2 separate regions of the Homo sapiens genome follow, and region 2 is linked to region 1. A link is an interaction called in ENCODE POLR2A ChIA-PET data of the cell type or tissue named here. Cell type or tissue: OCI-LY7. All regions are shown on one strand. Links, peaks and the distances in the headings refer to the core of each region. The heading gives the core; the rest is flanking DNA.

Region 1 (14,144 bases), core at 2,403-4,902:
TGGCTCCCAGACCAATTAAATAACAGTCTATGGGGGGTGGAACCCAGGCTTCAAAAGTCTTTAAAGCTCCCCTGGTGATTCCTGTGTGCAGCCAAGGTTGAGAGCCACACCTCTATAAAAAATCTTAAAACTGAGCCTTTCCGTGCATTTACTTTACTTGTTTGGCCCCAGAGACACTTGAATTTTTTATCTGAGTATGTGATTAAAAGCAGACTGGTTTCTAGACTGTAATTCAGTTCTAGTTCTACAACCTTTTGTGTGAACCTTGACGTTTTTCTTATTTATAAAGTGGAGATTAGAATAACCTATTTTATAGAGGTATTGTGAGGATTAATGAAGATGATAGACTGTAGAGCTCTTAGCACATACTTGGCATATAGTAGGTACTGCTCGTTAAAAGTTAGCTGTTATCAGAATCCCTCTTTGAGGTAAGCTGCTTTATCCCTTTTACTCTTGCCAGGTTTGTCATGGGTAATTTCAAATTTTGAAATTGGCAGAATTTGTTTATGTAGCTAACCACCTCCTTTTATTGTACCTTAAATGAACATCAAGGAATATGCAAACATCCAGTGTACTTTAATCAGAAGAAAGGACCTTCCTTGACAATTTAAACTTGGACTGCGGTTACTGATTAACTCTGTTCTGGATCATATCAGATTAGGAGAGGGTGTGACTGCTAAGGTAATAATTATGTGCTGTGAGATCTGGGAGAGAGATATAACTATTTAAATTTTTATAAAAGGCATTTAGTGTAGAGGCAAAGAGCCTGACATTCCTAAAACACAGTATTGCAATGCTTTTGGACTTCCAGGGATAAGGAGAAACCATCCAGAAAAAGTTTATGTAAGGTTTATATGTTCCTATTCCAGATGAATATGTTACAACTATTTAAAATTTTAAAAAAAGGTCACAAATGTGACGTGTAGAAGTGCAGAGTTACAAGTGTGGATTTCTCACATGCATATATTGAGTTGTGGTGAAGTCTGGGCTTTCAGTGCACCCAAAGAATGGACATGTTTACCCCACAGGAAAATTTCCAACTCTCACCCCCTGCTAGCCTCCCACCTTTTGTAGTCTCCACTTCCACTCTCTATGTCCATGTGTGCCCGTTGTATAGCTCCCACTTGTAAATGAGAACATGCTATCTTCGACTTTTCTTTTTCTGAGTTATTTCCCTTAGGATAATGGCCTCCAGGTCCATCCATGTTGCTGCAAAAGACATGATTTCATTCCTTGTTACGGCTGAGTAGTATTCCATGGTGTATATATACCACATTTTCTTTACCAGTTCTCTGTTGATGGACGCTTAGGTTGATTCCATATCTTTGCTGTTGTGAATAGTGCTGCAATAAACATACAAGTGCAGGTATCTTTTTTGTATAATTATTTATTTCCCTTTGGGTATATACCTAGTATTGGGATTGCTGGAGTGAATGGTAGCTCTATTTTTAGTTCTTTGAGAAATCCTGATACTGTTTTCCAGAAAGGTTGTGCTAGTTTACATTCCTACCAACAGTGTATAAGCATTCCCGTTTCTTTGCATGTTTGCCAACATTTGTTGTTTTTTGACTTTTTAATAAAAGCCGTTCTGACTAGTGTAAGATGGTATCTCACTGTGATTTTAACTTGCATTTCTCTCATGCTTAGTGATGTTGAGCATTTTTTCCTATGTGTGTTGTCTTCTTGTCTAGCTTCCTGTTAAAAATGTCTTTTCATGTCCTCTGCTCAGTTTTTAATTTTTTTTTTTCTTGTCAAGCTGCTTGAGTTCCTTGTAGCTTCTGGATATTAGCCCTTTATCAGGTGCATACTTTGCAGATATTTTTTCCTATTTTGTAGGCTGTTTACTGTGTTGTTTCTTTCGGTGTGCAGACATTTGTTATTTAAGTGTTTTTTGCATTGGGCTCCTCTAACACTCAGGATGGCCCACTGGCCTAAGCATGAATACATCTTGTCATTGGTTACTTCTTTGCTTTCAACCTTCCCTAAATCTACTTTTAGAAAGGAAACATTGGCCAGGCACCCTGTCTCTCGCCTGTAATCCCAGCACTTTGGGAGACTGAGGCGGGTGGATCACTTGAGATCAGGAGTTTGAGACCAGCCTGGCCAACATGGCTAAACCTCATCTCTACTAAAAATACAAAAATTAGCCAGGTGTGGTGGCACATGCTTATAATCCCAGCTACTCAGGAGGCTGAGGCATGAGAATTGCTTGAACCTGGGAGACAGAGGTTGCAGTGAGCCCAGTCACCCCCCTGCACTCCAGCCTGGGCAACAGAGCGAGACTCTGTCTCAAAAAAAAAAAAAAAAAGAGAGAAACATCTTCAGCACAGAACCAGGCTTTTTTTATTCCTTCATCTCCAGCGTCTGGTGCCTGGTAGTACCTATGTAGTACTTTTTCTTGGCCTATTAATGTGCATATATATGGTGGTATTGTGCGCAGTGAGGTATAATAGATACAGGCTGAGGCGTCAGAGCACTTGGATTTGATTTTCTGCTATCTTATTTTGCTAGCTGTGTGGTCATGGGCAAGTTATTTAACCTTTCTGTGACTCAATCTATTCATATGTAATAATCAGGATAATAGTGCTTACAAAAGGTTATCTTGAGAATCAATAGTGTTAGCTGATGTGCAGTGCTTAGAAGGGTGTAGCTTGCATTTTGGATGATTGAGGAAACATATACAACAGAGTGGTTCATAGACCTCAGCAATTTAGACCACAAGTGTGGGCAATGTGTGGTAGGTGTACTAATTTTCAAGTGCAGCGTTAGAACTTAAAACATGAACTAGACATTGTCTATTAAATGGACATCTTCACTGAAGTACAACTTAGAGTTAAATGAAGAGACTATCATTTTTGCTTGATCCTGTACCATTTAGAATATGGAACAAAAATACTCTTAAGTTCAGTAATTTTTATTTGTGTGTAAATTCCTTCCCTGAATAAAAGATAAAAGCTTCCAAATACCTTTTGAAGCTCTAATTCAGTGAAGCATTCTTTTGAATATGTATGATTTGCACATAATCTATAATCGATTTCACACGTTGTGCCCACCTTAGTCATCCCTCTAATATGTAACATGCCAACTCTAATGAGAGTACTGGTGTCCAGGTAAATAATTGGTTGCTGTGTAAGAGAATTACTTGTTATCTGGGAGCCTTTAGTTTAAGTTCCAAGTAGATTGGAAGCCTTGCCTTGATTTCTTTTTATTCTTTCTTTTCTTAGGAAGGACAGTTTCCAAAAGGGCTGGGGTACAATACCACATTACTGTGGCTGAAGGAATAAGTGAATTGGAGTTGGGGAAATGAATACTGACTAAATATGGTGTGAATCAAAAAGCAAAGGATTGGAGAGAAACCAGAAGAGGGCAGGGAAAGAAAAGGGGACACATATCACCTGGTGACTTTTCAAAGTACTGAGGAAGAGTTTTGTTCACATCTTTATGTCCTAAAAGAAAAGCAGCAGGAAATGGTGACTGGAGAGCTGGTTGGGGCATCAGATGTGGTTTCAGTGCAACTCAGGCATTTACCAGCAGGGTGACCTTGAGCAGGCAAATAACCTCTCTGAACTTCAGCCTCTTCGTGTTTTAATTTGGGTTAGCAATGTCTAACTTGCAAACTTGTATGGATTAGAAATAGTGCATCTGAAGTGACGAGTATGAGTCCTGGAGAATATTACTACTACCATTTATTAGGTGACCAGAACTACTGTTGTTGAATTAACATTGGGCTTCTTTTTATTTTGCCCAGCCTTTACTACATCTAGTAGGTAAGAGTGTTATTAGTGCTGGCCTAAAAGTGGCTCCTTTCACTATGTGCCCTACTTGGCTGAAACTTTTTGATTAAGATATTCTCACTCTGTCTTTTCTACCCTTTTGAGCCGTTCTTGGGGTGGAAAAAACCTGAAAATGCTTTACATGATAGCAACTAAGAGTTGTTGTTTTTCATTTTGACAGCCAATGGTTCTTCTTTTATCATTAAGGACAAAGTGGTTTTGCTACTTTTGCCAGTAGATGGTTTATGGGTTTTATAGCTTTATTTTGAAGTGAAAGTTATATATCATATAGCTTTATTATAAAAGAAAAATGATAAACTATATTTTCTTTTTAGCCAGTGTTCTTTGGAGTGAATTTTAGTAGAATTTTGAAAACTTATTTGAGAAAATTAAATTATTTTTAATCCATAACATTTATTGAGTACCTACCATGTTCGGGTTCAATGCTAAGCTTATTACATGCATTATGTCATTTAACTGTGACACTAGCACTTTAATCTGAATGAGCAATCTGAGGCTTAGAGAGGTTAATTAACTTGCCAGTGTCAAGATCTAGCCTGATGAAACTAAGCTTAGAAACCTAATGTAACTTTTTCCATAGTGCATCATTGCCCTCAAAATTATTTTAGTGTCTCTCATGACAGTATTAATGGTTTTAAGAAAGTAGGTTAGGTGGGTCATATGGGGATTCATGATAAAATTTAGAATCAGAAATAACGGGTGTACTATTTGATGCAGCATTTCCAGGGTACAAGAAATTTGCTGCTGGTATGAAAGATGATTTTGGTTGATACTAGAGTTGATTTTATGTGGCATGTAGATGTTGCCTGAAATGACAGTGAATCATATAATGAAAAACTTATTTCCTTTCAATGCTTTCCTGACAAGTAATGGAGAAATTCTCAGTCTGATGCTAGAATCTCTCTCCTAGAGAGTTGCTTCTCTGTTTTTCCAAAGAGAATAGACGTTAGGCAGCCAACAACTTGATAGCTAGAATTTGATAATTGTTTTGTTGTATTATTGTATTTAATTTTAAAATTAAATCTATTACCAATCATTAATGCTATGTAAATCAGATTTTTCATTTATAAAGTAGTGGTGTAAAAGTTTCCTGTTTAAAGTTTATTTTAAGGAAAAATAAACTTATTTAAGTGATTATTTGGTGGATTCAAAAAAACTGTACAGGTTTTGCATGAGTGTAGTAAGAACTCGCCTGAGGGGTGCCTGCATGTCTGAAGTTTAGGAATGCATTGACTGATCAAGTTGGATACAGACACTGAATTTTACAGTTAGTTAACTGAATTCTAAGGTGGATAAGTCACTTACCAGGTAGCTTAAGCTAAGCTGAGAGCCCACATACTCTGACTCTCAGTACAAGATAATACCCCTTCACTGCTCTGTGCTGTCTCTGTAGACTAGGACCCTCTTCTCTGTGAGAAGAAATGGGCATTGCTATTTTTAAACAGTGCTGTGTATTTCTGAATGGTATATTTGTGTTCTTTGTTTTTATTGGCCCATGAGTGCATATGCAGAAGACATGTCAGTCATTGTCCTTCACTGATAAGCTTTACTAAATAGGCTCATAGCCCGGAGGGACATGGGCATGAAATAAATTGCTCTCTATAGCCGTATGACATTTTAAAAAATACTGCTTTAACTATTTTTCATACATAAAATGTCACAATATGATAGTGAATAGAAAATTAAGATGTGCTGTCATTCTGAAGGATAGGCATTATAGAACATTGAAATGATATTATTTGCTTTTCTTTGGGAGTGCATGAAGTTAAAAAAATTATAATCATTTTAGGAGAGTCAGACATTTCATTTTCCAGTTCACATCTCATTTAAAATGCCTCCTTTAATTGGAATCTTTGTTACAAACAGAAAAAATAATCTGCAAATCAAGATATTTAGGACAGCTTTGACATTGCTTATGTGTTCTCTTGATAATAGCTATGATGCTGTCAAATAAATATTATAAACAGATTAAAATTTGGCAGTTGATAATTGATTAATTTGGTTTAGAGAAGTTTATCAAGTTTTATATTAGTGAGATTTATTAATAAATAATATTAATATTAGAAATCTATGATGCTTGCCCTTCTGCATTAGTAGCTCAATCTTTTAACAGACAGAAAATGTTTTAAATTATTTTATATTTTATTTAGAGGTTTGGATGCTATAAAACAAGTTAAATTGTATTGATGTCAAACATCACTTTTATTAAAATATGAAAAATAATTTTTTTTACTGTATAGGCGGTCATCACCTCAAAATCTAGATGCCATCCAAATTTGATCCAGGTGTGGGTGAGGCCCCTTAGGTATCCATACAATCTTTAACTATAATTCTTCAAGTATGCTTCCTCTTTATCTGTAGATCTGTGAAACCAGAGTCAAATTACCTGCCCTCAACACAGCCAACATATGGTGGTAGGACAGGCATAAAATACCTAGATATTCCTGTTTAAAAAAAAGGCAGAAATGTGAGAAAAATAGGAGTCACCTGTCAATAGGAATTTGAAGTCTGTTGAGGCAAGTGCTCCTGTAGTAGGTCTCAAAGCCTGGGAATAGTTCTCCAGGGCTCTTGACTGTACCATTTGGTTTCTTGGTTCCACTCTGAGTCATCTTTCCTTTTTCGTGAAAGGTGGCATATGTTTGCAGCTGAGTGGTTTTCTCAGCCTGCTTCCTACCGGTAGAATTTTAAGGACCCGTGGCCTTTTTAAATTTAGTACTGCTTCTACCCCTTTTGGTCCAAATAGGCAGTGGTTCTGCTGATACAATCTTCTCAAAAAGTTTGTGGGTCTCCTGTGAAACTTCTTTGAATTTTCTCCATTAGCCAAAAGCCACATTCATATATCTCTTGGAGATAAGTCTTCTCTACTTTGGGCTTGTGCCAAGATCGGGGAGAGACAATGCATGCCCTTAAATTTCCCAAAGGCTCATTATGAGGCTCTGAGGAACCCTTAGGAGGTTCTGTCATCTGATGAAATAGTACTCTGAGATATCACTTTTGATCATTCCAAGATTTTAACAAACCGATTTTATAAGACACCCTCCGCTTTTGTCTTTAGACCATGTTTTTCTGATAGTGTCCTGGAATTGATCTTATCTTAAAAGCTGTTTCTTAATTTCAACATTATTTGCTGTCTAGAGAAGCTAAGAATTTTCGTAACTATCAAGTCCTGCCTCCTTTTTGTTTAGCAGTACTTCCCCCAATGTATCTCTTTCTTCTCATAGTTTACCATAAGACAGTAAGAAGAAACCAGGTGACATCTTCAGCACTTTGCTGGTAAATGTCCTTAACTGGATAAGTCAGTTCATCTGGCACATTTTTTTTTTTTTAATTTCCATGTAACTATAAGTGACTGCTGGTCACATTAACTACACCTAAGTGTGGTTATTGCTAAACTTTAGCCACTACATAATTTTTAGTTTCCATAAACATTTTCTCACTTTCATTTAAGCCCTTCCATCAGCCTTCTTAAATTCCAAAATTCTATGTAGAGTGTGTTCGAGGCACATTCTCACTAACACTTTTCTTAAGGTCCACTACACAGTTCCAAAGCTACTTCCACCTTTAGATTTTTATGACAGCACCCCATTTCAAAATCTATATTAGTTATCTTGTTGCATAGCAAATTATCTCAAAACTTAACTGTTGTAGAACAATGAACATTATCTCACAACTTCTGTGGGAAAGGAATCTGGGCTTAACTGGGTGACTCTGCCATGGTCACTCACAAGGTTGCAGTCAAGCTGCTGATCAGTGTTTAGTCATTTTAAAACTTGATTGGGATTAAAGGATCTACTTCAAAATTCACTCAGGTGGTTGTTGATAGGCCTTAGAAAATCCATTTCCAATCACACTCATCTGGGGCCTGCCACAGGAATACGTCACGATATCATAACTGGTTACCCCCAGGGCAAGTGTATTAGTCTGTTCTCACATTGCTAGAAAGAACTACCTGAGACTGGCTGGTTTATATAGAAAATAGGCTTAGTTGACTCACAATTCCACAGGCTATATAGGAAGCATGGCTGGGAGGCCTCAGGAAACTTACAATGATGGCAGAGGGCAAAGGGGAAGCAAGCATGTCTTACTCTGGTGGAGCAGGAGAGAGAGGGTGAAGGGGGAGGTGCCATACACCTTTAAACCATCAGTTCTTGTGAGAACTCAGTCACTATCATGAGAACAGCAAGGGGGAAATCCACCCCGATGATCCAGTCACCTCCCACCAGGCCTCTCCTGCAACATTGGGAATTACAACTCAGAGCCAAACCATATCAGCAAGAGATCCAAGAGATTGATAAACAGTGTAAGCACTGAAGATAAAAGTGAAGGTGTTTTAATAACCTAATCTTGGAAGTGGTATCTCATCACTTCTGCCATATTATCTTCATTAGAATTGAATCTCTACATTCAGCACATGCTGAATTCAGCACAAGGGAAGGGCTTAGTGAGATTGTGAATTACAGAAAGTGGAGATCATTGGGGGCAGCCTTCGTAGCAGCCTACCATAAGGTGAGTATAGTTGTTTGAGTATTATTATTGTCATTGTTGGCAACATCATTATTCCCAAAGTTGTCATAAGCTAACATTCATTGAGCACTTGCTGGGTACCAACCACTGTGCTAAATCATTTTTCTTGCATTATCTGACTCAATACTTTTGTAAAAATGTTTTACTACATTCTAAAATGTGACTTACCATTAAATTGGAAATATATTAGCAAGAAGTGGCATTTAAAATTATAGCTTCACAGGGAAATTACCTGGTATTTAAACCGTTTGACCTGGGAAAATTAAAAATCCACGTGACTCTTTGAATAAACCCAGTCAGTAGTTCATTAAGTAAAATACCCAAGTGGAAGACATCATGTCCTTGGGAAGTTTCAAAACCCATTGATAATATGCGAACTGTTTCTTTGGCAAGTAGATATGAATGCACTGCAGCATGTTCTTTTGACTTTATAGACTGCAGTCCTTGGTGAAGTTTTATTTGATAGGAGATTTTTTTGATACTTTTACTGGTCTTAGTAAGATATTTTTGATTTAAAGAAAGCATTAATTGTAACTGGTAATTTCAACTTGTTCATTCACTCCTACTTTGAAAGTCATTTAAAAATTGCAATATATGAGTATTCTTTTGTGATATTAATAAAGTCAAAAGTAGAATATAAGAATACGTTATGAAAAGGTCATTAAGTGTGTTCTGAACAGTTATAATTCCACATTCATAGTATGTCTTCATTCACCTAAACATAGTTTAGTTATTACAAATACATGAGAAAAATATTCTTTTTATTTGACTTCCATTGTACTTTCCAAAACATATTTCTATAAGAGATTGGATTGGGAAGTGGATAGATTATATTTTGTCAAAATGTGTTTGAGGCTGTATTTCATTCAAGAATTAAAGATTGTTCTGCTCTTGTCAGTGAGAAGTTGTTGTTGAATTTCTGTAGAACCAGTGTTTCTCTTCCTGCCCCATTGCTGTGTGTATGGGTGCCAGGTTTCTGCCATGATGTTCACTGGCATTCTAAGTTGCTGTGAACTCCTGCTCTTGGTGGTATTCATATTGACACCGTCACCCTCTCTGTAACATGTATTCTCTTCTCTACTTTCTCTTTGACAAAACCAAAATGAGGAAAATTCCCTGCATGTTCTATAATGTATTGATAAAGTGCCTTGTCGTTCTTAGAGAGACTTACATACTGTTCTTTCTCTCGTATCTTTTGCACTGAGTTCGAGCAGGGTCCATGTGAACTGAGCCTAGAGTATGCTCCCTTATGTTGAAACTGTCCAAGGGAGCAGAAGCTACTAGTTACCTAGAATGGTAGTATTTGTGAGTACATATGTGGCCCTTTATAGGGAGACTCTAAGATGTCTTCATCTAAGGGTCTCACAGTAACAATATTTTGAGGAGGGGCTGAGCTTTAAAGAAAGTCGGCTTTGTCTTTACTGTTGGCTTCCAGCTGTTCTTAGAACTGCCTCCTATCCAGCACCAGCTCATTGCCTAAGACCACACTGAATGTTTTTCCTGTGATCCTGTCTTCCTTAAGGGTAGCATTTTCAAGTTGGGATCCTTGGCGGGGGTGGTTCATGAACGTCCTGAAGATATATGTCAATTTTGTATATGTGTCTTTTTCCAAGACAGAAGCCATAGCGTTAATCAGTTCCTCAAAACATCATTGACCTGAAAAAGGTTAAGAACCACTGCTTTAGGGCAAATTCCTCCTGAGGTCTTTTCAAGTCCATCTTGGAATTTGACCTCCCTTAGTCCCACTCCATGAACCCCCTCTAGACATGACTGTAAGTGGCAGAGTTTGTAATGGAGTAGTCAGTGTGTTTGCTGCTGTTCCCCTTAAGCCCTGACTATTAACCCTCTTACCCTCCCATCTCCAAATTAAAGAATAATTCTGATTGGAGACTTAAATGGCTTTTAATAAATTGCATTCCTAGAATCCATTAGTAATTTCTTAGTAAAATAAAAAGGTCTTGCAATTACATGAGAAATGTGTACTTTCTGAATTGCCTTGTATTCATGATATTATTTGATGCTGAAAACAACCCTGTGTTACAGAGTAATAACTCTGTGTTATTACCATTATACTGTGTTATTACCATTTTAAATTTAAGGAAGCAGAAGTCACACAGCAAGACAGTGACACATGTGGGATTAATGCTCAGTTTACTTGAATCCTAACTCCGGGCTCTTACTCACACAATCCTGTTTCCAAGGCTTCCTTATCCTGGAGCTAAACATAGGTTTAACAGGACTTACAAAACTGAGTTTCTGACTTTGCCACCTCTGAGGGCACTCTACCTTTTTTTAGATTCTGCCAAACAGCTAAGAATATTCCCAGTCCATCTGCTACCCCTTACCCCCTTCCCAACCCTGCCTACTATGTCCATGGAAGATGCTGATGGCTGCTCATGCTACTAATTTCTGCTTCACCTCTGCAGCTTTCCGCTGTCAGTCTCACATGTGCTGGAGGATCTAGGCAGGCTCCATAAGGATTGGGTCCCAGGGTGACAAGGGTGATAGTCACTGGGGAGAATTCAGCTTCACTACCCTTTCTCTTTGTTAATATCTCTGGCACATTGTCCTTGATCCAGAATTAGGGGATTGGGCTGTCCCTTCCCTTAGTATGATTTCTTTTCAGACTTGTCTGCATTCTGGGGTGTAAGTAGGACTTCATCTCATGCTGGAATCCTGCTAACATTCACCACAGGCTGCTACCTGGTAGCATCTTTAGCTTGTCTTGACTTCACAGTGGGGTGGTTTGATGCTCACTACTCAACTGAGTCTCCAGCTGTGTGTTTTAGATTCCAGGTGTCAAAGTCAAATCACTCCTATAAATAAATCAGAGCTTGGTAAAAGCAGTAAAGAAAGTTCTTAGAGCCCAGGTTGCACATACCAGCATATAGGTATGTTTTGGTTTAGCCCACACAGTGCTTTGAAAAATTTCACAGTAGTTTATGTATGGAAAAAGAAAAATATTTTATATAAACATCTAGATTTCCAACGTTGTGGGGAAAGTCCTATTGCAACACTGGACCTGCATTTCTGTGTCAGGTGAGTGACTTGCTGCCTATTTGGAATGGGGCGTGTGGGCTTCAGTTGGCCAAAACTCCCACTGCCATTGATTTGGTCATTTATGTTAATGGCCTGGCCTATAGAAGCACCTAAGTTTGAAATTCTTTATCTTGACTAACATTTTTAGTTTATCAATGAAGAAAGTAAGCCTTAAAGAGATGGAATGACTTGGCGACTGCGCTGTCTAATACGGTGGCCACTAGGGTCCTGTGTAGAAATGTGGCTCCCAGTGTGACTGAGGAGCTGAATCTTAAATTTTATTTAATTTTCATGAATTTAAATATCAATTTTAAAACTATAGCATCAGGAAGTATTTTTCTGTTAAACACAACTCTCATTTTAATTGTGTTGTGTCTTACAAGATATTATTGATATATTACAGTGCACAATTACTTTCTACTTTTTAAAATGGGGCTACCAGATATTTAAGAGTTACAGACATTTCAGAGTGCGTTTCTGTTGGACAGCAGTGACCTGACAGAAGTCTCCCAGCTTGTTAATGGCAGGTCTGGAATTTGTCAGAAGATCTCCGCAGCTCTAATCATATTTTTTTTCTCCATTATTAAAATGTTACCCAACTGTTCTTCTAATTCTTGAAACTTTTTGTTATTATATACTTCCATAGGAATTAGTTTTTCCTCATTTTTACGTAGCACATGACAGAAAAGAGATTTTATGTAAAGGAAAATTTAGCATCATGTATTAGCAACAATAATACAAAGGTAATTTTAGAGATTAATTTTAAACTTAATATTCATGACAAAGATTTTTTTTTACTTTAAGTGACTGACAATTTTCTCTGAAATATCTATTTAAGAAAACAATTTCAGCATGTTCAAAATGACATTGTGTTTGATTTTGGAGCAGGTATATATTAAAATATAGTGTAAAATTAATGATATATTTTATTGTAGCTTTAAAACTAGACAGAAATTACTATTACATTTAATATATTGAGTTCTTATATTTTATACCTAAGAAATCTTTCCCTTTTTTAAATTTTGTATTTTTAGTTATCTAAATGATAAGATAAAAAGATTAAAACCCTGAACAAAGTATTGGGCATGTGTATAGCGCAACCAAATATAACAATTTAGATAAAATAAAATTGTTTTTGACATTTTACTTATTCAACTTTGAATTGTAACTTACATACATAAAAGTGCACAAATTATAAGCAAACAGCTTGATGAGACTTCACAAACACAACTGTATAACCAGCAATGAGATCAAAACACATGGCAAGACCAGCACCCCAGAAGCTCTCTTGCACTCATCTCATTCAAAAATTGTCTTCCAACCTCAAAGAATAAGCACCATGGTTTAGTTTCACCTGTTTTTGTACTTTGTGTAAATAAAATCAAACAATATATGCTCTTGTGTCTGGCTTCTTTTGCTTAACATTGTGAGATCCATCCAGACTGTTACATGTAGTTGTAGATTGCTCATTTCTATTACTATGTTATTACCATTGTGTAAGCCTATCAAAACTTACCCAATTTACTGCTGATGGATATTTGGATATTGATTGCTGCCACTATGAATGCTCTAGTTCTTTTAACTCTTTTTTTTAAGGGACTAGCAGCTTTTTGATATGATTGATGACTATTTTAAGCTAATGCAACATAAGGACTATTTTGAGTGCATTTACAAAATTTATTATTGCTCCTTTCCTAGTGTTACTTAATATCCTCATACAACCCAACTATAATTCCTGATCTGTTAGTACAAATTTTAAAATATGACCAAAAGTAAAAACAACTGAAACTTAAATGTTCAAAACACAAGCATTTGTAGCATTGTTAAGCCAGGGGATAAGCTGCACAGAGGACTGCTTAGACGTATAAGCTGGCTTGTCTGTTCTTTGTTAACCATTATTCATGCTTACTGGGCATGTGCTTTTTCTCTTTCTATATTCTAAAGGGGTCATTTTAAAAATGATTATTTATTTATAAAAATACAATAACAACAGACCCACCAATTACCTTTTGTTAAATCAGTTTCCTGAAACAAGTTAACAAAACCCTGGTTTAGAAATGCTACCTCTGGAAAAATGCTGGTTGAGAAATTCTACCACTGGAAAAATTCAGAATATAACTGAGCAGTTGAGAGGAATATTACAGAGTTAATGTAAATATCTAGTGAGTCGTTAAACTAGCTGTAAAAGTGTTTCTAAGTTAAAATTTTATGATTTTTAAATTCTGATGTGCTAGCTGAAGTGAACAGTGATGAGAATAAGAATTACATATAGTGACTCATATTCAGCAATTTATTACATACATTGTTTTCTCAGTAGTCTTGCTTTATTATAGATAAATGGCAAAAGGGCAGTGGTGATCTTTGATGTATAAAAATGTAATTGATTTTACTTTTATTACTTGTGATAATTTAAAGTTTGCTACCATACAAATTATGATAGAAAAAATTAACAAAATATTTGTGTAAACAAAAATATGTCCTATTTAATTTTTTATTAAAATAACAATGTTCTAAATTACTTAAGAACATAAAAAGGAAAGGTCTATTCATTATATTCAAATAATTAACAGGGGATTCCTATCTAGTAATTGAGGGAGACCCTAAAAATATTGGTATTCAAAAGTAGTAAGTTGTACCTAGTGACATTTTTTAAATTCAAGATTCATACTGGTTTCACCTCCCAATACTAGTTATACTTGTGAAGTTTGGAGGTAAACTGCTCAAAAATAAATAAATAAATAAATAAATATATCTAGAGTATATCATACATTTTAGGGAGGTGTGTTA
Region 2 (16,944 bases), core at 5,821-8,320, 310 kb after region 1:
AATCTTCTTGTAATTGAGGTATGATGAATCACAAAACTGAAAGTCCGCATTATAAAAAAAGATAGTGTTTTTTAACTTCCCTGGTAGTTCATCTAATTTATAAGGTATTGATTATTCACAAATGCATCTTTTTTATAACCCAATTATTTTAAAATTATAAAAAATGGTTTCATAATTGTGAGTTGAGAAAAAGAGAGAAGTGTCCTTTGGTAGCTGAGAAAAATGCTTGAGGGAGGCCCTTTCTCCAGTAAAAAAAAAAAAAAAAAAAAAAAAAGGCCAAAAGAAATAACTAGGGAGAAATGCCTAACAAAAAGAACACTGTATTAGAAGTTCCCTGCCTGTTAATTCTCAGACTTTTGTATGTAAAGGACTAGTAATTCCTTTAATTGAAAGAACCTACATAGGGCTACTAAATTTTTGTTCTGCTAATATATTGGGGTGGCGGCAAAAAAATTTACAAAAATAATGCCTCTTTTAATCATACAAAAGAATGACTACATCAATCACATAAAAAATGAATATTTCAACATGAAAATAAAACAATCCCTTGAAGTAGATATTTTTGAACTCATAAAAATTACTACTTTGTTTTTTTCATTTTGCCACAGACTGGTGAAAACTTTATCATGGTGTTTGGAAAACTGGGAGTTTGGAATCCACTGCTTTAACTTTGGTTAATACTAGCTACCTTGGTGAAAGTTGGAATAAGTGAAAGTTTCCGGGCCTGTGTTTCCTGATTTGCTAAGAGAAAGGCACAATTAGATCAGCAGCAATGAAGCTAGGAACTTTGTCAAAAAAACTTGTCAAAAGAAAAGGGGGTCACACTTTGTGAAACAATCTGTATTTTAGAAATCTGTAATTTTGCAAATTCCTCATGCATAGTGTTCCTTCCCTTTCCCAATTCTAATAAATCTTATAATCAATGTCCAAAGAAATCAGCTGATCATCACACAGACAATTATGTGTTAGAGCTGTTATTTTCTGTGCATGAGCCATTGCCTAGACAAGTGTGTACTTTAGGCTATTTGTTTATCCTTGTTCGCTCAGTTGAATTGTTTCCATTGGTCCTGCCTCTCACAGTAGTTTTCCTTAAATTTGGATGTGGACTTGTCCTCAATAGGACTGTACTGTGATGGCAGAAGTGAACAGAAAAAGTACTGTGTATGCAGAAGAGAATGAAGAGCACCACAGGATGTAAATTTACTGCAAGTGATGCAAACATTCATCACTCAAGGAATGAACCAAGTGATTCTCTTGTAAAATAACAATTAAATGTTTTACAGAGGACCCAAGAATAGAAAACACATGGAAGTAGATAAATCTGTGCAAGTTAATAAATCTTTTGGCCTTGGGTTATTCAAAAGGACTGTCTGTTGGATGCCAACCAGCACAGTTAAAGGCAGAAGGATTTGTCAGTCTTACAGAATAGATCACAGTGTTTTCAAAGCTAGGAAAAGTGAATAACCCATGAATGCTATGCTGAGGACAACTGCTTAGGCGGTAAGCTATCAAAACCTTCCTTACAACTTTCAAAATTAGCTGTGTAACCTCAGGTATATAATTAAATTGGAGTGTGTAGAGAGAGTAGGAGTATAGGGTGGATTATGTAGAAAATATCCCAGTATTCTTTGAAATGCTTTAAGATTACATTTTCAATCACAAAGCTGCTAAAAAGGTTTCAATCAGGAAATGCACTATGAAAGTATCAAGTCATATGCATGATAAATGATGGACAAAGTGATTCAAAAGAATGTTAAAAAGGTTTAAACCGTTGTTTACTGAGGGAATAATATGCCATGGTATAAATATACTCCATTTTTTAAAGAAGTATATATTTTTTCCTTTTCAAATTTTCTTTCTCCTCCAAGAAACCATTACTAAACTGAGATGCCTCTTAAAGCCAATGGGCCAGAACCTGTGAAATAAGTGACTACAAAGAGGTTTAATTCTATAATACTATCCATGAAATTATGATATAAATGATTTAATCCTTTCTCCTTTTTCTCTTTCTTTTGCCTCTCCCTCTAGTTACCCAGCTCACTGTGACCCTTCCCATACCTCTTAACTTGGAGTTTGTAATAGGAGACGTGCTCTTTTTTTCTGTACTATTGAATCAAACAAAAGGGAGAGCTCCTCATGTATCTCTCAAATAACATGAACTTGAGAAAATGGCCAGGTACATCAAAAGGGCATAACCATGGACAGAGTAATATATGAAGAGTTAATTTACCGGAAGAAAAAATTATGGAAGATTTGGGAATGGGCCAAGATGATTACTGGATGTCTTCAATGAAAACTAGGTATTATCGAAAACATACATTTCTAGGTTATCTGACTCTATGGGTTTTGAAGTTTTCTTTGAACAATTTTACAACTCTCTATGTTGTAGAAAACTGGTCATGAGGCAAATGATTCTAGTCCATAATAATGCACAATATACATGTATAGTGGAATGCAATTGATTATTGCCCTGTGGATATTGGCCAGTTTGCATCTATTAAGCAAATGTATTTTGGTATTTCTGAAGGCTTATATATTCATTTGCTTTTTGGATCCTTTCCTGAATTGGTTCTCATAGCTTACTGGTTATCTCATTAATTATTGAGCTAAAAAAACTTTGATATGTGTTCGTTTTGCATTTGTATGAGAGTCAAGATTATAACCTTCTTAAAAATAATTACCATTTAATCGGTTTAAAAAAATTTTTAAGCTAGAAATTTTTCTTTTAAAAATATGTGTTTTCATAGAATAATCCAATAATTAGACTAGGAAGGTACTGGAATATTAGGCTTTTCTTAATCACTTAATCATTGCTTGAATTTGTACGGTATCAATGATAGCCCAAAATGATTTGGTAGAACTCTGTAGCTTGGAATTACTGATCACATAGCAACTAGCACTGACCTGGCTGTGCTACAGTTGAAATTGTCTTTGCAAAGATTATCGTAGCAGGATGAATCTAACACAGCTGATGTCATCTTGCTTCTAACCCCCCAAACTATCTGTCCTTGCTCATTCCTTGGCATTGGCCAAGCTAACTATGAGAGGAATTTAGCTTATGGCTTAACTTTAAAGCAATGATGACAATAGCCTCTTCCCCAGACTAACTCCTTTCTTGTTCGGGAATTATGGTAAGGGCCTGAATTCTGCCAGCCTATAAGCATAGTTAACTGATAATCAGCCATTGTTCTCTAGCTTGCTTACTGCTCAGGAATCATGTAGCCAGAGGTCACAAGATTTGAAACTTTCCTAATTGCTCCTATAAATCACATCACTATTATCAAAATCTAAGACTTGTCTTTGAGATATTTTTCAGACTTTTGAATTCAGGTGGACCAACTGATGCCACCCAGATCAGTGATTCACACAAACGAACGGACCCAACTGGTCCTGTGATCCCCACACAGACACTGACTCAGCTTCCAAAGACAGTTTGAATCTCCTATGATTTCATCCCCAACCAATCAGAGAAACCCATTTCCTAGCCCCCTGCCCACCAAATTATCCTTACAAACCATAGCCTTTGTGATCTCAGGAAGGCAAATTTGAGAAATATCTCCCACTCTACTGCTGAGCTGCTTTGCGATAATTAAATCCTTTCTCTGCTGCAACAGTGTTGTCTTAGTGTATTGGCTTTATCTGTGCAGCAGGCAAGAAGAACCCATTGGGCTGTAACACAGGACTAAAATTCTTGGTTATTTTACATGCATGCAAGAGTACAGCTGGGCCTGATGACCTGCTCATTTGGGGACTAACAAGTTGTCTTAGTCTGTTTTCTGTTGCTATAATAGAATAACCACAGACTGGGTAATTTATAAAGAAAAGAAGTTTATTTGGCAAATGATTCTGAATGCTGGGAAGTCCAAGAGCATGGCACCAGCATCAGATGAGGGTCATCCCATTGTGGAAGGCTGAAAGGTAAAAAGGCAAGAGAAGATGAGAGAGGGCAGTATGGAGAGGAAAAGGAGGCCAAACTCCTACCATAACCAGCCCACTCCCATGATAACAGCATTAATCCATTCCTGAGGGCAGAGCCCTCATAGCCCAATCACCTCCAAAGCCCTACCTCTTAACATTGTTACAGTGGCAATCAAGTTTCCAACACGTAAACTTTTGGAGGGCACATTCAAACTGTAACACAATCTAGCCCTGGAAACGTTTGGAAACAACTAAGAGAATATGTAGTGCCAACAGTCCCTAGAATTTCTAAAGTACTTTCTTATATATTTAATATATTAAATTTGAATTCCTCAGCATTGAGAGAAGGGTGGGTGAAATGAAGATGAACTGTGACTCAGAAGAGAAGACTCCCTTTCTTTAGCAGTGTCTGAGACTTCCAAAAAGCTTTTGGGCTTTCCCCAGGTGCTTCCCTGGACCACAACATCACCTGTGTAGTGGGAGATAGAGGCTGTAAACCTCCAAGAATATTTCACAACTACAATAACCTCTTGTGAAACTGTATTGACTCAATAAATAAATGTTGAATAAATAAATCTCTGGTCAATCCTCTTCCCATCTTAGGTAATAAGAAATTTTTAAAATTAAAAGCTAAAATACTTGAATATTTTGTGTCCTTTTAGAACTTAAGATAATGTCAATAAAGAAAAAATATGACATTGTCAAAGATGATAAGGAGGACTGTTCAAGAAGGACTACTGCAGTGGGGGTTTTGTAGTAGTAGAGAGAGAACGTGTTTAACTCCAAATACCAGGACAAGTGGGAATTTATAGCCAAGGAGCAGAGTGGATGTCAGTGGATGGAAAATTACTAAGAGGAAAGATCAGGAATAAGGGGGGCCCCTACTTAAACTGACCTGACAGGATTCTTGGTGAAGGCAGGCCAGAGTGATAAGATATGGAGGATGATGGGGGTAGGTTGGGCAAGATGAGGAATTTTATCACATATCAAGACTAGGGGATTCTCGCTATACTGACTCAGCAGGATTCTTACTAAAACTGGACCAAGTAGGTCAAGGACAGAGTCCAAGGTCAGGGCCTGAAGACAGTTCAGAGGAGTCTGACTCAAGTTCAGTCAAGGAGATAGTCTTTGCCAGTGTTGTCTAACACAACTTTCTGTGCTGACAGAAATACTACATATGTGTGCATCTCCAGTGAGACAGCCAGCAGCCACTTTTGGCTATTGAGTTCTTGCAATTTGACTAGTCAAATCAAGGAACTTAACTTTTAATTTGATTAATCAAATAGTCACATGTGGCTAGTGCCTACTGCATTAAACAGTGCAGACACAGCTAGAAGTAGGCTAAACAGATCAACTTTTCCTAACATTGGTTCTTGACCAAAGAGCCCATAATTCAAGTGTTTAAAACAAAAGCAGAGAAAAATTAGTAGCATTAATCCCACAAAACATGTGTCCTTAGCTAAGATATTTTTATTTAAAACCAAATTCCGTGTCTTCAGGAGATCTCAAATGATAAAGAGGCTCCATTTGGAATTCGAAAGGCTTTTGGTTAAAAGCCTGGGGAAAGCAAAATCAATCAATGCCAACAAAACCCAGTGAGCTGGCAGGTCCCCAGCCCTCCTGGAAATAAGATTTGGGCTTTCCATAAAATGTAATGAATAATTCTCTTTGGCATAATTGGGGAGAATTTGTACTTGCCAATGAATGACTTCCTTTGGATTAATGTCAGGAGAGCTAAACAAGTGACACACAAGCCCTAAGACAAAACTCAGCAAGTAGTTTCAGAGAGACGGGTAAAAAGTCATCATCAATCAAGGTTGCATGTGGCCCAAGGCCATTGTGGAACGAAGCCAGGCATTAATGGTCTTAACTTACCCATTAATGCTTTAAGAAATCCCTACTGTTTGATCTCTTCCCTAGACAGTGGGCTTGCCTGTTTACAAGACTGTGGAATATTTATGCTGGAAACACCTGGTAAGGCCTCCCCCCATTTTGTAGGTGAGAAAAGAGTATTTTTTTTTCGCTTTTTTTTGGGACGGGGTCTCACTCTGTCGCCCAGGCTGGAGTGCAGTGGAGAAAAGAGTATTTTTACTGAACAATTTCTTGTACAAAAAGGATATTTAATGAGCTAAGGACTTACATATTAATGCAATACTTAGAATTGCATTCACTCCATTCATTCATTCAACAAATATGTATTCTTGCCAGCTATGTGCCAGCCCCTGAGCTAGATGCTAGGGATACAGAAAAAACAGGATGAAAAAAGCAACCCACTTTTGTGGTATTTTTCATCTACTAGGTCTACATTGTTCAAGGAGATATTCAGTTTTTCATGCAGAATTTAAAAACATATTACAGTTTCTAATTTTTTATTATTAAAATGTTTTCGTGTAATAAAATTTTAAAAGTTGGCTGTGTCCCTGAAAGTCTAAAAATACTCAGATATAAAGTTGCTCCCCAATTGTTTTGCTAATAAACAGAGTTGTAGCCTGACTCATCCTCTAATCATTCATGTGTTAAAGTCACACTTCAGGTGAAGCCCATCTCTACTAAAAATACAAAAATTAGCCGGGCGTGGTGGCAGGTGTCTAATCCCAGCTACTCTGGAGGCTGAGGCAGGAGAACTGTTTGAACCCAGGAGGCGGAGGTTGCAGTGAGCTGAGACTGCGCCACTGCACTGCAGCCTGGGCAACAGAGCGAGACTCTGTCTCAAATAATAATAATAATAATAATAATAATAATAATAATAATAATAATAATAATAAAGTGACACTTCGTTGTACCCTGAAGGGCTGGGAAATCACGTAAAATTTTCAGAGAAGTTACTAGAACACACACTTAAAATTCACACAGACTTTTAGAGCATTCAAAGACAGTTTTAAACTTATCTTGATAATGAACAGTCAGAACTGGAAACATGTTATTATAATATAATGATATCTTAATACAGGACAGCAGGATATAGGGCTGTTAGTCATACGTACACATCAAAGCCACCCATATTAAATGGTATTTGTATTATATTTGTAGCTTGTTTTTGTCCTTTTTTGCTTTTTTGGATTCTGTGTCTCTCTCCACTACAATGTCAGCCTCACAACTGTTATTTTACTCCTTTAGCTTTAACTTCTTGCTGTACTTTATAACAGTGGCCCCCAACCTTTTGGGCACCAGGGACAGGTTTCGTGGGAGACAATTTTTCAATAGACAGGGGTGAGGGGATGGTTTGGGGATGAAACTGCTCCACCTCAGATCATCAGGCATTAGTTAGATTCTCATGAGGAGTGCACAACCTAGATCCCTCACATGCACAGTTGACAATAGGGTTTAGGCTCCTATGAGAATCTAATGCTGCTGCTGGTCTGACAGGAGGTGGAGCTCGGGTTGGTAATTCTCGCTTGCCCACCATTCACCTCCTACTGTATGGCCTGGTTCCTAACAGGTCACTGACCAGTACTGGTCCATGGCCCAGGGATTGGGGACCTCTGCTTTATAAGATCAGGTATGAGGTTTGAGAACATCCCTAAACTCTCTTGAGGTGAAATGTATAGGTTCACTTTGCTGCAGTAGCTACTGAAGCCATGCAGATACACTTTTATCTTGGCCAATAACCATAATTTTCTCAAGATCTGAGGGCCCTTTTGGTAAGATGAATTAGGCTAATGGGATTCTGACACCAATGCAAATAAGGAAGAATACTAATATTAACTTGAATCTCATGAAATTGTCATTTTTATAAGTCAAAGTGGTCAAATATTGGCAACCTCATATGCCTCAATCTGCTACTTACTAAGCATTAGCTGTGTCCCAAGCTGAAGATGAGAACTTTCATATGCTGTTTTGCTACTTTATATTTCATAGAGTTATTATGATGTTTTTAAAAATGTATACTAATTTAGATATCTGGAAAAAAATCTTTATTATTTCCTCTAAGAATTCTTTTTTTTAGAAAAAAACTTGTGGTAGAAATGCTAGAAATTGACAGAAGAAATCTCTAACTGATATGGAACACCAACCTAAGTTAAGTGGCTCTTTCTTAATCACAAAAATACTTGTGGCTGACACTTATTTTACCCTGGGGAAATTAAGTTATGTACGTTACTTTATAAACAGTCTTTTTCAGGACTATAGACTGTGGTGAAAGTCAAAGTAACAAAGAATGTGTCAAAAGTAATTTTACTGTTTTGTTTTTTAAAGCTCCCATAAACTTAAAAAAATTTCCCTGACATTGACTAACACTGTGCTAAAGCTATCTGAAAATACCTGCCTGTTAATTCTATTTATAAACCTGCCACACACATTGTAATAGAGGTATTTCTAAAAGAAACTTTGGTTTCCTGTTCCTGTTCATCAGTGTGAATGACTGAAAAGACAACTTATAATTTTTATTGCAGTGTGGGCAAACAACTAAAACATAAGTAGATTTTAAAAAGGCTCTATCAAAGTATTCTAGTTACATTTGCTTGTAATTTTCAGGACAACATTTATAATATAGTAACAGCTTTAGGAAGTTATGTAGAAAGATGTGTCAAGGAAATCAGCCAATGTTAATGTTGGTGTAGGTGAAAAAAAGTAGGGGAAATATTGTAGTTCTTCACAAGGCACTTAAAATAGTAAATCGACCACTCTTATTTTCGGAGATCTCGAGAGAAATGGATTTAATTTATTTTTCTGAATCAAATCCAAGTTTAACAGTCCTCACTAACAGGAAACTGTCTCTTATCAAGCTGCTTACATAGCAGCTTAAAGCTTTTCCCATCATTGGACAGGTAGAATGGGGAGTGTAATTAATGGATCTTACATTGTGAGCAATAGCATTCACTGCCCTGGTATAGTTAGGATGTGTCCCTCTCCTTAGGTAACCACTGAAAGTTCTCAGAATAGTCATGATGAAATGCAGGCAAATATGTTGGAGTCTTTTTGTTTTTTAACTTCTGATTTGCTTCTTGTCTTAAGCACTACCAAAAGTTAAAGTTAGTTGTGTCAGATAAACTTCAGAGAAATATATATATATACATATATATACACACATATACATATATATGTGTATATATGTATATGTATATATGCATGTGTGTGTGTGTGTGTGTGTGTGTGTGTATATATATATATATATATATATATATATAGAGAGAGAGAGAGAGAGAGAGAGAGAGAGAGAGAGAGAGAGTCTCAAGATACTGCCCAGGCTGGAATACAATGGCTATTCAAGCAATTTTCCTGCCTCATCTTCCTGAGCAGCTGATACTATAGGTACACTCCACTGCACTTGAATTTCAGAGAATATTTTAATGACTCCAAGGTATGTGTCAGAGACTGTCATGGAGATAAGACATGTCCATAAATGAATTAGAATAAAATGAAACAATTCTCTTGACTTCACTTTTTAAAAATACAGACAATTAGCCCTGCAGAGAATGACTACATGATGGACATCGGGTTGCCATGAGCATCATGGATTTTACTCCATAAGAGATCTATACAGCTATATTTGAATATACAATTTTAAAATCCCAATAAGAAAAGCAGTAAGAGGCAAAGCTCAACTTGAGGTAAGTGCAAGGCGGGCTACCCAAATAGGTTGGGATGTACGGTCACATTTCCTCACTTCTAGTATTGCTTGTAGAATTTCATAGGTGAGTGGATGGGAGGTAAAAGATCTAGAGAATTGTTAATAACATTCAGGAATATGATAGAAATATCTAAGTTTCAAAATGAAAGGAGAAGTTCCTCCCATAAAATATATCTTTGACCTCAATTTTCTCCCCAAGGATCATTCATTCATAGATCTGTGGAGATGGAATAACAGTATAATGAACCAAACTTCCAGACATAATATAAATTATTGCTAATGCTCATAACAAGCCTATAGGTAGATGGAAGCAACCCCATTTGTAGATTAAGAAACTGAAACCTATTAAGTTGAAGATACTATAACATGTTCACACAGTTTATTAAGGAGTGAAGAGGGGATCTGAACCTTCATCTGAAGGCTTCAAGCCTCGTACTATTTCACTATGCCATGCTGCCCATGTTGGATGATATTTAGAGGTCATCAGGTTCACTTCTGTTAATTTAATGCAAGAATTCCCTGTAAAAGACCGACTCTGCTAAATTCCATGTGTGCATGTGCGTGCGCGTGCGCGCACACACACACACGCGCACACACACACACTCACACACAGTCCATCTAGTTTTAAACTGTCTTACTTGCTGGCAAGGTACTCCTTAAGTGTGGATGACATTTAACATATCGGTCCTACTTGTGCCAAATAATTCTACAACAGGTCTGAAACATAAAATATATTTATTGGGATGTTAACCTGTCATTTATTTCATTACAGTACTTAAATGTTTTAACTAAAAAAAAAGTTAAACAGGTAAAACACTAACAGAGCACAAAGGCAAAAGTTATAAAAAGGTATATAGTGAAGATTCTCTTCCCCACATTCCCTTGTCCCTTAGCCAGTTTCCCTCAGTGAAACCAACCAAAGTTATCTTCCAGAGATATCTTATGTATATACAGTATATGTATGGTCCCTTTTCTTACAGAAATAACAACATAATATACATTCGTATACACTGGTTTACATTTTTACTTTCATTTAACAGCATATGTTGGATACTATTTCCTAGCATTACATAAAGAATCTTCTCATTTAAAAAAAATCATCTTTATAACATTTCACTGTATTTATTTAATTAGTCTTCCACCAATGGGAATTTAGATTATCGCAACCTTACTACATAAATAATGCCACAACAAGTAATTTCAGATATATAGCATTTCACAGGTGGGCAATTATCTCCACAGGATAAATTCTGAGAAGTTAAATTGTTGGGTCAAAAGATACAAGTACTTATAATTTTGATAAATACTGTCAAATTGCCCTCTACAGAGGTTATATTATTAAAAACCCTAAAAATATACTCAAACAGAAATAAGAAGGATCTATACAAAAGAACAGATAAAATGCTGCTGAGGAATAAACACAGAAAAGACTAGAATCCTTCATCTTTTAAGTAGTATTCTTAGCAAAATAAGGACAGATTAACATGATAAACAACACCATGAGGGTACATCAGCAAGGTCCAGATGGTGGGAAAATGTACAGGACAGTTGATCAGTTTCAACAAACGTAACATAGAAATAAAGGTTAGTGAGAGCTGGAGAAACAGGGAAACAGATGGCTTAAGAGATTTGAGATGCACGTCAACAAATTACTATGCCTGGGCTTTATTTTACTGTTGAAACAAATTGTAAAAGTCATTTATAGTAATTGAGACAATTGTGGAAAAAGACTAGAATAAGTGGAAATTGATACCTTATTCTTCAATAGGAATATGCAATATTGAAAAGATGTCAGTTCTCCCTATATTATACTAAACATTTAATAAAATTTCAATAAAAATAGAGCTTTAAAAAAATTAGACTAATTTTAAAGTTTATGTAGAAAAAATTAAGAATACCAAAGAAAATTTTGAGGAATAAAAACAGTGATAAGATACTAAAATGCATTAAAAAGCTACAATAATTAAAATAGGGTGGTTCGAAATATAATCTACTATATGATAAAACTTGGCACTTCAAATCAGTGGTTTTAAAAGAGATTATTCAGTAAATAATAACTTGTGTTGGGAGAACAATATATTTTTGTGTTAAATCAATAAAGAAGATTACTTTGTACTTCAAATCAAAATAAATTCCAGAGAGATCAGACTTTAAAAGTAAACAATGAAACTTAAAAGTTCCAGGAAAAAATCATGAACTTTTTTAAACATATACTTTAAAAACATATATTCATATGTAAATATATACATACATATATTTGTACATATCTTTTCCATATAGGCACATACATATATGTGTGCATATATATGCATATGTTATATCTGAATATATAAGGTTGCATCAGAGAAGGCCCAAGTGTGACAAAGACCTAGGCATCATTAAAAAAAAAAAAAGTAAACATGCCTATGTTAAAATAAAAATAATCCACAGGAAAAAAAAAAACATGTAACTACAGTCAAGAGACAAGTGAAAAACTGAAAAATCTTAAATCACAGACAAAAGAATAATTTTCCTACTCTACAAAGGACTTTTATAAATTAAAAAAATCAACCAAAATTCTATAGAAAAACAGGCAAAGGATATGAATACATCATAAAAAAGATATTACAAATGGCTTTTAAACAGGTAAAAACATGGTCAAACTTTTCAATAATTATTAATTAAAATAAACTACACTGAGGTACCATTAGTCACTTAACAGACTGATAAAAATATTAAGGGTCACACTCTTAATATTAGAGAATGACTCTAAGGCATGACTTGTAAAAAAATGAACTGGGACAGAAAAGCAGTCACCTCTTAAAAGTTGTAGAATATGTCTATAATCTTTAGGGCTGGGATTTTATGGTTCTTTCTTACTTATACAAAGGTCACAATATTAGATGATTTCTCTTATCCAGAATGCATCTGATAAACTAGAATAAGCACAAACTTTAAGATCTTTAAATAGTCAAAAATAAGAATCCATAAAGTTAAATATTTTGTATCAAAGTCTGTATAGTTAACTCGGAGGGGCAGAAGTATGTAATCCCTACCCTAGAATGTTTAATTTTATTTTATGTATGATCTTAAAATACATGCATGTTTTGTTTTGGCTTCCTGTCGTTGGCAATTAAAAGAACAAAATTAGGGCCAGGCATGGTGGCTCATGCCTGTAATCCCAGCACTTTGAGAGGCCAAGGCGGGTGGATCACAAGGTCAAGAGATTGAGACCATCCTGGCCAACATGGTGAAACCCCGTTTCTACTAAAAATACAAAAATTAGCTGGGCATGGTGGTGTGCACCTGTAGTCCCAGCTACTCGGGAGGCTGAGGCAGGAGAACTCTCTGAACCTGGGAGGCAGAGGTTGCAGTGAGCTGAGATCATGCCACTGCACTCCAGCCTGGTGACAGAGCCACACTCCATCTCAAAACAAACAAACAAACAAACAAACAAACAAAAGAACAAAATTAGAGGGAGGGGCTCCTGGAGACAGGCATACTGGCTTTAGGAAGAAGCCATAAAAAAAGCTGGTCTGCAGCAAATGAAAAACTTGGCAGACCTCAAATAAACCCTTAAAGTCTAGGACCTTTACCATAAGCATATTTCCTATGCGGATCATGGTATTCCTGCAGCAGCCAGTGCTGGATACTCATGATGATGCCCTTCAACCATCTCAGAAATAGTAACCTATTCTATTCAGTAGGATCTTCAGGGATGTGCATAATACGTTAGAGAAATTCCATAAGCCATCTGAAACACAATATTGGAATATTCAACAGGATACATTTCAGTTTTCTAGAAAACTCAGATACACAGAAGAACAACTTTCTTTGTGGCTGTAGCTAGCTATATTGCTATAGTGTAAAACACAAATAATGCATGATCACTGATGTGCTTTTGTTTTTAACCCACAAGTCAGATTTTTCAGTCTTCTTCAGTTTTGAATTGAGTACAGGCATACCTCAGCGATATTGCTGGTCTGGATCCAGGTCGCCACAATAAAGTTAATAACACAATAAAGTGAGTTATATGAACTTTTTGGTTTTCCACTGTATATAAAAGTTATGCTTACACTCTACTGTAATCCATTAAGTGTGCAATAGCATTATGTCTAAAAAAATAAGGCACATACCTTAATGTAAAAATACTTTATTGCTGAAAAATGCTAATGATCATCTCAGCCATCAGCAAGTCATAAGCTTTTCATTGGTGGAGGGTCTTACCTTGATGTTGATGGCTGCTCACTGATAAGGCTGGCGGTTGCTGAAGGTTTGGGTGGTTGTAGCAATATCTTAAAATAAGACAACAGTGAAGTTTGCCACATCTATGGACTCTCACAAAATATTTCTTCTGTATCATGCAATGTTGTTTGATAGCATTTTACCCATAGTAGAACTTCTTTCAAAATTGGATTCAGTCCTCTCAAACCCTACCATTGCTTTATCAACTGAGTTTTTGTAATAGTCTAAATTCTTTCTTGTAATTTCAACAATGTTCACAGCATCTTCACCAGTAGATTCCACCTCCAAAAAAACACTTCCTTTGCTCATCCATAAGAAGCAATGCCTCATCCCTTCAAATTTGATCATGAGATTGCAGAAATTCAGTTATTATCTTCAGGCTCCAATTCGAGTTCTCTTGTTACTTCTTCCATATCCACAGTTACTTCCTCCACTGAAGACTTCAATGAACCCCTCAAAATCATCCATGAGGGTTGGAATCAATTTCTTCCAAACTCTCTTTAATGTTGACACTTTAACTTTCTCCCGTGAATCAAAAATTTTCTTTACAAAAAAGATAACATTTTTTCCAAATGGCATCACTAAATGATGCCATTCTAGTGAATCCTTTCCAGAAAAATTTCAATTTACTTTGCCCAGATCTAAGAGAGGAATCACTATCTATGGCTCTATAAACATACAAAATATATTTTTAAATAATAAGAATTGAAAGTCAAAATTACTCCTTGATCCATGGGCTGCAGAGTGGATTCCAGGTTAGTAGGCATGAAGACAACATTAATCTCCATGTACATTTCCATCAGAGCTCTTGGGTGATCAGATACACTGTCAACGAGCAGTAATATTTTGAAAGGAACCTGTTTTTCCAAGCAGTAGGTCTCAACAGTGAGCTTAAAATAACCACTAAGTCATGCTGCAAAACAGATGTGCTGTCATTCAGGTTGTGTTGTTCCATTTGTAGAGCACAGGCAGAGTAGATTTAGCATAATTCTTAAGTGCCCTAAGATTATCCAAATGGTAAATGAGCATTGGCTCCAACTTAAAATCACCAGCTGCATTTAGCCCATAATGAGAGTCAGCCTGTCCTTTGAAGTTTTAAAACCAGACATTGACTTTATCTCTCCAGCTATGAAAGTCCTAGATGGCACTGTCTTACAGTATAAGGGTGTTTCATCGACAGTGAAAATATGTTGTTTAGTGTAGCCACCTTCATCAGTCATCTTAGCTAGATCTTCTGGATAACTTGCTGCAGCTTCTCCATCAGCACTTGCTGCTTCTCCATACGCTTTTATGTTACGGAGATGGCTTCCTTTCTTAAACCTCATGAACCAATCTCTCTGCTGGCTTCAATCTTTTCTTCTGAAACCTCTTCACTTCTCTCAGCCTTCATAGAATTTAGGAGTTAGGCTATTGCTCTGGATTAGGCTTTAATTTAAAGGAATTTTATGGCTGGTTTGATCTATCTAGACCACTAAAACTTTCTCCATATCAGCAATAGGCCTGTTTAACCTTCTATCATCCATGTGCTCACTGGAGTGGCATTTTTAATTAACTGACTTCAGGATTTTTTCTTTGCATTCACGACTTGGCTTGCTCCTTGGCACAGGAGGCCGAGCTTTTGGCCTATCTCAGCTTTTAACATGCCTTCCTCACTGATATGGTTTGGCTCTGTGTCCCCACCCAAATCTCAAGTTGTAGCACCCGTAATTCCCACGTGTTGTGGGAGAGACCCAGTGGGAGATAATTGAATCAGGGGTGTGTGTCTTTCTTAGGCTGTTCTCATGATAGTGAATAAATCTCAAGGGATCTGATGGTTTTAAAAATGGGAGTTCCCCTGCACAAGCTCTCTCTCTCTTTGCCTGCTGCCATCCATATAAGATGTGAGTTGCTCCCCTTGCCTTCTGCCATGATTGTGAAGCCTCTCCAGTCATGTGGGACTGGAAGTCCATTAAATCTTTTTTTTTTTTTTTTTTAGGTAAATTGCCCAGTCTTGGGTACGTATTTATCAGCAGCATGAAAATGAACTAATACAGTAAATTGGTACCAGTAGGGTGGTGCATTGCTGAAAAGATACCCACAAATGTGGAAGCGACTTTGGAACTGGGTAACAGGCAGAGGTTGGAAAAGTTTGGAGGGCTCAGAAGAAGACAGGGAAGTGTGGGAAATTTTGGAGCTTCCTAGAGACTTGTTGAATTGCTTTGACAAAAATGCTGATAGTGATATGAACAATAAGGTCCAGGCTGGGGTGGTCTCAGATGGAGATGAGCTTATTGGGAACTGCAGCAAAGGTGACTCTTGTTATGTTTTAGCAAAGAGACTGGCAGCATTTTGCCCCTGCCCTAGAGATCTGTGGAACTTTGAACTTGACAGAGATGATTTAGGGTATCTGGCAGAGGAAATTTCTAAGCAGCAAAGCATTCAAAAATTGACTTGGGTGCTGTTAAAGGCATTGAGTTTTATAAGAGAAGTAGAGCATAAAAGTTCAGAAAATTTGCAGCCTGACAATGCTATAGAAAAGAAAATTCTATTTTTTGAGGAGAAATTCAAGCCAGCTGAAGAAATCTGCATAAGTAACAAGGAGCTGAATGTTATCCCCAAGACAATAGGGAAAATGTCTCCAGGACATGTCAGAGACTTCTGTGGCAGCTCCTCCCATTACAGGCCCAGAGGCCTAGGAGGAAAAAGTGGTTTCATGGGCTGGGCCCAGGAACCCCGTGCTGTGTGCAGCCTGGGGACTTGGTGCACTGCGTCCTAGCCACTCCAGCTGTGGCTGAAAGGGGACAATGTAGAGCTTGGGCTGTGGCTTCAGAGGGTGCAAGCTTCAAGCCTTGGCAGCTACCATATGGTGTTGAGCCTGTGAGTGCACAGAAGTCAAGAATTGAGATTTGGGAACCTCCACCTAGATTTCAGAAGATGTATGCAAACGCCTGATTGCCCAGGCAGAAGTTTGCTGCAGGGGTGGGACTCTCATGCAGTACCTCTGCTAGGGTAATGTGGAAGAGAAATGTGGGGTTGGAGCCTCCACACAGAGTCCCTACTGGAGCACTGTCTAGTGGATATGTGAGGAGAGGGCCACTGTCCACCAGACCCCAGAATGGTAGATGCACTGATAGCTTGCACTGTGTGCCTGGAAAAGCCACAGACACTCAATGCTAGCTTGTGAAGGCAGCTAGGAGGGAGGGTGTACCCTGCAAAGTCACAGGGGTGGAGCTGCCCAAGACAATGAGAACCTA

The links. Peaks named below come from ENCODE experiments on the same cell type or tissue, not always from the same donor. Only the 100,000 strongest peaks of a DNase experiment are listed, where the experiment ranks them.
Region 2: POLR2A ChIA-PET joins it to region 1 with 8 read pairs; 1 of 35 experiments calls an interaction of 5 or more read pairs at or near these places.

What each region holds. Positions count from the first base shown.
Region 1 is chr3:168,077,934-168,092,077 of GRCh38, reverse strand. All of the region lies in intron 1 of GOLIM4 (golgi integral membrane protein 4), which reads left to right. Among named protein-coding and RNA genes, the nearest start is that of GOLIM4, 11 kb to the left of the region's middle. RefSeq lists an enhancer at 9,579-10,192. In OCI-LY7, for the core only: a CTCF peak has its summit at 3,560; a DNase peak (open chromatin) is centred at 3,517; H3K4me3 peaks cover 2,253 bases; H3K27ac peaks cover 2,351 bases.
Region 2 is chr3:167,764,965-167,781,908 of GRCh38, reverse strand. The region is part of intron 1 of SERPINI1 (serpin family I member 1); the gene reads right to left. Among named protein-coding and RNA genes, the nearest start is that of SERPINI1, 38 kb to the right of the region's middle. In OCI-LY7, for the core only: no CTCF peak of the experiment used is centred there; DNase peaks (open chromatin) are centred at 6,458, 7,288 and 8,218; H3K4me3 peaks cover 1,977 bases; H3K27ac peaks cover 2,367 bases.